Linked DNA regions of Mus musculus: region 2 is linked to region 1. The links are chromatin loops, found by intact Hi-C in ENCODE. Cell type or tissue: left cerebral cortex. All regions are shown on one strand.

The links. Hi-C counts contacts between places; a loop is a spot of excess contacts. Peaks named below come from ENCODE experiments on the same cell type or tissue, not always from the same donor. Only the 100,000 strongest peaks of a DNase experiment are listed, where the experiment ranks them.
Region 2: it touches region 1 in a loop (4-fold over the local background); 1 of 42 quality-filtered maps calls a loop at or near these places.

What each region holds. Positions count from the first base shown.
Region 1 is chr3:109,169,734-109,173,733 of GRCm38, forward strand. No RefSeq gene overlaps it. Among named protein-coding and RNA genes, the nearest start is that of Slc25a24, 49 kb to the left of the region's middle. In left cerebral cortex, a CTCF peak has its summit at 1,793 (motif pointing right); DNase peaks (open chromatin) are centred at 1,811 and 3,555; H3K4me3 peaks cover 241 bases; H3K27ac peaks cover 195 bases.
Region 2 is chr3:109,465,250-109,469,249 of GRCm38, forward strand. The region is part of intron 2 of Vav3 (vav 3 oncogene); the gene reads left to right. Among named protein-coding and RNA genes, the nearest start is that of Vav3, 130 kb to the left of the region's middle. In left cerebral cortex, a CTCF peak has its summit at 2,330 (motif pointing left); no DNase peak of the experiment used is centred here.

The DNA.
Region 1 (4,000 bases):
TAAGTTTGGCCTTATCCTGTTTTGTGTTGACACCCATGAAGACAATAACAAACAAGTAGTGTTATTTTGTCATTCATGAGGGTGGAGTTGGAATGGAACTATTGAAGGGTTTTGAGGCATTCTGAGATACCCTTCAAACCAAGCCTGTCACAGACTCATGGCATTTTCTAGACATCCCTGTCTTCCAATGAGTTACCCATGTCTCAGAGCAGGTTAGTCTGAGTTCTATCTATAAGTGTTCTCCCCTGTAGACATACATCCCTCAGCCAGTCGATGTTATCTTGAAACAGGTGCCCACAGGAATCTTGGTGTGCGACATTGTCATGCAAGCAACTTAAATCTGTCAGGAGACTCCTATATCACTTAACAACCGAAGCAGTGGGCGGGGGATCCTGGCCTCTCTGGACAGCAGTCACTGTCCACATTGGTCAATGCCAAGAAACCTTTTACACCAGTATCCATGTATCTGATTCAGCCATTGTGCTATGCTTAGAATGGGCTCTATTGAGATGACACAGGGCTAGAACCTGGCAATCTGTCTCCTTTGCTATCACTGGGTTTCCCCCTTTCCTCTGTGATGTTGAGAGATTTCCTTTGCTCGCTTCTCTGGGACCCTGACATCTACTCTACTGGGAGTGTATGTGTTCCTGAAGACAAAAGAGCCTTCCACTGAAAATGACTTCTGTTCCCACATTCACACGTCACAGAGGGGAGGGAATGCTAACTCGTCGTCGTGGCTGGAGATGAGAGAGATGGGAACATAGAGATACCAAATCTCAGACTGTCTCTAGGTTGCTGCACTGTGTCTCAGGATGAAACCTCTGTTGCCACACGGCAGGGAGCTCCGCACTCAGAAGGGGTCCTTACTAGCATTTGTTTAACATAAGCAACAGACCATTCTATCCACAGAGTGTCCAAATCCCCCGGCATCCCTGGTGTGTGGCGATGTGATGTCACAGCAGATAGCTCGATAGACAGCGTCCAGGTAGAAGAGCCAATGGAGGAAGAGTCCGCCCCCACCCACAACCCATCTATTAGAGTTGCAACTAGGAAGCAAACCTAGAATTGGGAAGGATGCTTCTGGACTGTGCTATCAAAGATATACGGTGCCTGTATCTCTTTTAATAGAAATTAATAGCAATCATTTAGTACAAGCTGGAAAAATACCACAAATGAAATGAGAAGAAATCAGGAACAGCCACGTGGGCTCTAGCTCTGACGTCATCAATTGCATGGGACTGTATCAGTCATCTCCAAAAGACGATCTGCATTATTTATTACATGGATGTGAAGAGTTAGAAAATGCTCTTTGCGTGGGAGTTTGCAACATGTATGTTACTTTCATCATCACGCCAGAGGCTAAGTATACTCCGTACCTCACACTGTTTCTGTTCAGAGTGGGAAAAAAAAAAAGCACCCAGGATACACAGGTTGCTGTCAAATAAAAACACTCCACTTTACACGACAGCGCTTCACCAGGAGGCTTCAACGTGGTGGTACTGTGCTGTTTCCATTAGTAGAAAAGAATATTTTGTGACTTGGCTTTGAATGCCACCACCACCTGGTGGTGTACTATTTATTCTATTAATCTACCCAGCATCAACAGAAGTTTGGACCGTGAAGCCCTGTTATATTTGGCTGTAGAACCACATATTTTTTAAAAGCTTGTTATTTAAAAGCAACAATCAGTCATTGTACATATTTATGGGGCCCAATGTGGACTCCACAGTTATTTCTTGAGGCCAGTAAGGGTTTGTTCACTGCACGTAACATCAGTGGCCTCTGTGTTCCACTAGGTGGCAGACGTCTCTCAGCGAGCGCCGGAGCCGTTTGGTACCTGGGAAAGGACAAAGCCTTCCAACTTTTGCTTTTTCCCTTTGCTATGACCTGGAAAATCACTGGGCTACCTTGGAGGCCGAATTTAGATTTCCTGCTCAAACCACCGTTACCCTATTTAGAGGAGTGAAATTAGGGTCAGCCTGTTACCATTCCAGGAGAGGAGACGACAGAGAAGCCTTTCATGGGCTCCTCTGAAGAGAAGGGCTTGTTCTTGCTTTTAACGATATTTTCCCCAAACCAGAAAGATGCCATATTTTAAAAGTGAAATTAAACACGATTGAAAGAACAAACAAGGCTGCTGATGTAGTGAGCTGTGGGTACACGTTCACAACCTGGCAAATATTGCTGGGATATTTATGTGGGTAAATATTTTTTTCATTTCCCAAAATCAGTTGAGAAGTGTCATTGTAACTCAAGCTTATGACACCAGTGTGGAAATAAAAATAAATTAAGCAATTAATAACATGCTCCCAAAATTTATTTTTTTCTGATCATTTTTTTTGGGGGGGTGGGATGGGGTTTTCGTTTTTTTCTACAGGAGTTGTAAGCATTGATTTTGTGGCATACTCTGGTCGATATGTTTTACAAGAAATAAGAATTGAGGGGCTGGGGATGGCTCAGTTGATAAAGTGCCTACTGTGTGAGTATGAGGACTTGAGACCCCAGCACCCAGGCGCAGCTGTCCAATGCTAGACATGGGCAGGTCTCTAGGCTTGCTGGCCAGCCAGTTTAGCTGAATCCCGGGGCTCCAGGTTCAGTGAGAGACTCACTCAAAAACTAAGGTGCAGAGCAATTGAGGAAGACATCCAGTGTTGACTTCTGGCCTCCATGCACATGTGCGCACACACCAAGTGCATACACACCCCGTGCTCCCATACCTACAGGGAAATAAAAAAGGGGTTTCTCCATAATAGATTCTTGCTGTGTTCCTGGAACACTAAGCTCAGTAGAGGAATTCATTTGGAAAATCACGCAACTCAAATTGCATCCTGTCGTTAACCTGGGATTCCTTTTGGTTCAAGAAACAAGTAGAAAAAGATATTCTGGTAGCTAGGTGTGGAGGGACAGGCTGAAGCACAAGTACTTGGGAATTGGAGACAGAGAGATTAAGAATTCAAGGTCATTTTTGGCTAGGTAGCAAGTTTGAGGCCAACCTGTGATACAAAACAGTATCAACTAATGACAGTAACAGACAAGTGAACAAACAGACAGAAACACCCAATAAACCCTTTTGCTTCCACCACAGATGTTTTGATCAGAGGGGGGGACCCTCCCTCCCCCCCCCCCCAGAAATTAGGACGTGAAGGAGAAATGTCAGACCAGGGTGACCACTCAGGTTTCTTACGAAGCTCCCTTCTGAAGACAGGGATGGAAGAAGGGTGTGTGGAGGAAGGTGTAGGTGCAGGCTGTCTCTTCCTTCTTCCTCTCATTCTCCTGTTGTTTTGATTTTTAACTGTAAGGCCTGGGGATTAGACCTAGGGCCTTGTGCCTGTCTGGCAAGCAGTCTACCACTGAGCTACTGCCCCATGCATCCCCCCCCCCCCACAAACCCCCATTCCCCGACCTTGACCCCTGATCCCTTCTCTCTCTTTCTCTCTGGACTCACTACAGAGATTAGCCTGGCCTGGTGCCTGCAGGTTGTTTAACCTCCTTAGCCTTGCCCTGTGTTTTCAGTTTCAGTTCACAGGAAAAAAAAAAAGAAAGCTGTGCTTTAAATGGAAATACCCAGCCCAGTGAGAGCTGAGAGTGTGAGCTTCTCTGTAGTGGGAAGATAGTCTCAGCAAAAGAGCAATGTTTAAAAGTTCTAAAAGACTTTAATCAATGTGAGAAATCAAAGATTAGACAAGATTCAAGTGATGGCTCAAAAAGAGGCTAGGGTATGCTTATATACATCCCAGTTTTAATACGTTTTATTTATTTATTTATTTATTTATTTATATTTATTTTTATTAGGTATTTTCTTTATTTACATTTCCAATGCTATCCTAAAAGTCCCCCATACCCTCTCCCCCACTCCCCTACCCACCCACTCCCACTTCTTGGCCCTGCCGTTCCCCTGTACTGAGGCATATAAAGTTTGCACGACCAATGGGCCTCTCTTTCCACTGATGGCCAACTAGGCCATCTTCTGATACATATGCAGCTAGAGACACGAGCTCTG
Region 2 (4,000 bases), 300 kb after region 1:
AGAGATATGTGACAAACAGATTTTATATAGCCAAAACCTAAATTCCCCAACTTTCTAAGTATGTGTGAATTCTTAAAATACAAAACCAAAAACTTGTAAATCAATTATTTGAGAATTTCATACCAGTATTCATACCCTCCTCTTTAAAATCCACAAAGTCCCATTATTACTGCTGATATACTCCAGAGTATTTATGATTCTCTTTCTCTTCTCCCTCCCTCCCTCCCTCCCTCCCTCCCTCCCTCCCTCCCTCCCTCCCTCCCTCCCTCCCTCTTTTCCTTCTTCCTCCCTCCCTCTTTTCCTTCTTCCTCCCTCCCTCCCTCCCTCCCTCCCTCCCTCCCTCCCTCCCTCCCTTCCTTCCTTCCTTCCTTCCTTCCTTCCTTCCTTCCTTCTGCCTTTATATTATAGTAATTCTCAGAAAAATTCTGTCTATGGAATCATATAGAATCTATAGGCTTATAGTTGAGCTATAAAATGCATTACTCATTTAATTAACTCATATCATTTTTTTTCTTGTCCCTATTTTTGACACTGTGACTAAGAGTGTTGCATAGGTGGAATGTGCTGTCATTATAAACACAGGTAGAGATTATATGCTCAAATAGTTTAATTAAGAGAAATTTCTTTATTTCTTCCTTGACCAAGTTATCATTGAGTAGAGTGTTGTTCAGCTTCCATGTGCATGTGGGCTTTCTATTGTTTATGTTGTTATCAAAGACCAACCTTAGACTGTGGTAATCTGATAGGATGCATGTGATTATTTCAAGCAGTTCTGCTCCCATAAAATTTATTTAAACAAAACTTCATATAGATTTTGACTGTAGAGATCCAACATACCAGAGAAGATTATGACTTCTCTGATATGTTGGATCATATCATATTATCAGGAGAGACTGACGAAATCTTCTGTGAATATGTGTGAGTGTGTATATGTGAGAATGTGTATGTGTGTATTATGTGTGAGAGTGTATATGTGTGTGTGTCAGTGTGCTTGTATATGTGTATATACATGTGAGAGTGTGTGTGTGAGTGTATGTATAAGTGTGTGAGAGCATGTGTGTGTGTGTGTGTGTGTGTGTGTGTGTGTGTGTGTGTGTATTCCAGAGGTTAACCTCCTATGTCATTGTCTTTTGAGACAAGGTTTCTTACATGGACTGGAGCCTCATAGATTCAGCTAGGCTGGCTGACCAGCAAGTCTCAGGGGTTCACCTATCTTTGTATAGTTTTGGGATTATAGGCATATCCTCATATAACTTGTTTAAAAATGTTTCTTTTCCTTTATTTTTAGTTTCCTTTATTTTACAGTATGGGTATTTTGCCTGTATGTATGTCTCTGCACCATGTATGTGCTGTGTCCAAAGAGGCCAGAAGAGTGCATTGGATCCTCTGGAACTGGAGTTATAGATAGTTGTCAGCCACCATGTGGACATTGGAAATCAAACCTGAGTCCTCTGGAAGATCAGCCAGTGTTCTTAACTGCTGAGTCATCCATCTCTCCAGCCCTGATGGCAGGCTCTTTGCTTGCTGGGTATTGAACTCAGACCCTCATTCTTATGCAGCAAGTACTTGACTGACTGAACTATTTCCAAAGTCTAAAACCTTCTTTGTACAGCTTTTGCTATTAGGGAGTGTCAATTAGGAGGAAGCCTGAGAAGCCAGCTAATTAGCCACATGATTTTGGGAGTGTCCTTGGCTTACAGCCCTGTGTTATTATATACTTTTACTACCTGTATATAATCTCAAAACCATTATTCATATTATTTATATGTATATAAGTTTACATTGATTATCATATAAATATATATTTAAATCAATGACACATATATTGCTTTTATTGTTTTGTTGTTTTTGTGGTTAAATCCCAGAGATCCATACATATCATTTAAGTTCATATTTATACATTCCAGATAATACTACCATATAATAATTATAGTTTATTAGCTGTCTGCCTTTTCTTACCTCTTCACCTTTTCTTTGTTTAAAAACTTGGATCCATGTGTTTCTCAGGTAGCTACTGCAGAAAGCACTCTTGGCATTTCCTGTTAGAACATTCTGGGCACACTTCCACTGGACTGAAGGGGAGACTTTGGCCAGAGAGAGAGTGAAGCTGCATTCTAGAGAGATTCTCTTTGAGTAGGGCAGCGGCCTTTGGGTTTGACCTCAAATCTAGAAGACTGTCACTGGTTTAGACTGGTTTCTATCACATGGTACAGAGGAGTGTGTCCTCCTTCTTACCCCTGAACTCAGCCCAGGAGGAAACCAGATCGGAAGGGTTGGTCTAATTGAGAGTTCCCATGTGCCATTTAGTGATTATTGTGCCCTCTGGTGTTTTTCTGAATTTATTGCCTGTGTAAATCGGCATGCAGAGCTTTTGGGGATAGCCCATGGGGCACTGGTCTGCTGAGTCTTAGTTGCAAGATGAACTGGTGCGTGGAGAATGGACTGCTCCCCCTGGAAGACACTTGTTAACAGATAGACTCTTTTATTCTTTGTCATCTTCGTTTTCGACTCAGAACAGCTCCAGAGGTATCTGTGTTCCCAGCTCTTAGAGATATGGTCATGTCTGATTACCAGTGCCCTCTGATGGTCTGATGGCCACTCCAGAAGTTCTCTCCTTCCTTGTCTTCACATCTGCATTCTGATGGTCCTGTTTTGCTTTCTGGCCATTGCAGAGATCACTTAACTGGCCTCTCTGACCCCTCCTGTCTTCCTTCCACTTAGTCATTTCTAAACTCAGCTGTTTTCCTTTCTCTTTGCACTTTTGATGGCTCCCCATACTACAGAGGGAAAAGCTTTCCCTTCTTAACACAGCTTGGTAGACTTTCCTAATCTACCTGTAATCTGCTAATTCAGTGTTGTGTCTTATCTTTTCTTCCTTTTTGCCACATGGGCTTTGTTATGGCTGATAACCACTCTCTGTCCCCAGCGAGACATGCTATGCACCAGTCTGCACCATGCTTCTTCTATGTACCTGCCTTTGTGCTTTGGAACGCTTCTCTCTCTCTCTTTGGAAAACTTCATGACCCTTTATGCCCAATGCACACGTTACCATCCCTGAAAGGCTTCAGTGCTTTCTGCTGCAGTGGTTGGAGTTGTACCTCACTCCAGGATCCTTTTGGAGCTTCCCGTGACTCTGTCAGTCTTTATTCTCCCCATTGAGTAGTAAGCTTCTTAGAGGGAGGGACTGGAACCTTTCCTTGGAAGGATCCCATAGGACATCCTCAAAGCTCTTTTGCTTCTTAAAATTTGATGCTTGTCACAGGAGGAACATGCTTTGGAGACTAGGGTCTGGTAGCACTTCAGTCTTTGGACATGTAGGTGCTATACTAGAGTCATGAGGCTCAGGGTAGAGCCAGGACTGTGGCTTGAGTGATGGCAGCCAGCATCTGTGAGTCCTGAGTGACAGCCTGGTTGGCATAGGAAATAGTGATGTAGGTGGGTGGGGGCTGTCTTTGTACCTTTCCACTTCATTTTGCTCATTTGGGGCATTAGAGTGTTTGAATAGACATCCCTTTGGATGCTTTTAGCTGTCAAAAGTGTGTGTTATTGCCTCTGCCTTGCATTCTCTATACTTTACAAATTATCTACAAGAATATATTACTGTCAAAACTTGAGGTGCCAGGCTAAGGTTCCAATGACTCATAACAAGCAAAAGATCGAGCTAAAAGAAAAGCATTCAGCCCAAAGAAGCACCTACAGGCAGGCCCATCTGGCACCCAAATGACACTTATTAGTGACACACTTGACAGTGCCAGGGGCTTGGAAGAATCATGGTCAGCAAGAAGACTCTAAACAGGACTGGACCAGGCTGAGGTTATGTAAGGCTGCAAATGGCCTGTGTTTATCAGTGTTATCAATTAGGAAGCCAATGCATACTTGCTTGAGTATATTTGGCAATAGGCATATTTGACACTAGGTGAAGATTTTTGCACCAATGATTTCATTTGACTTCACAATTTCCCCAGGATCGGCTTAAATATCTCAAAATCATATGTTAGAA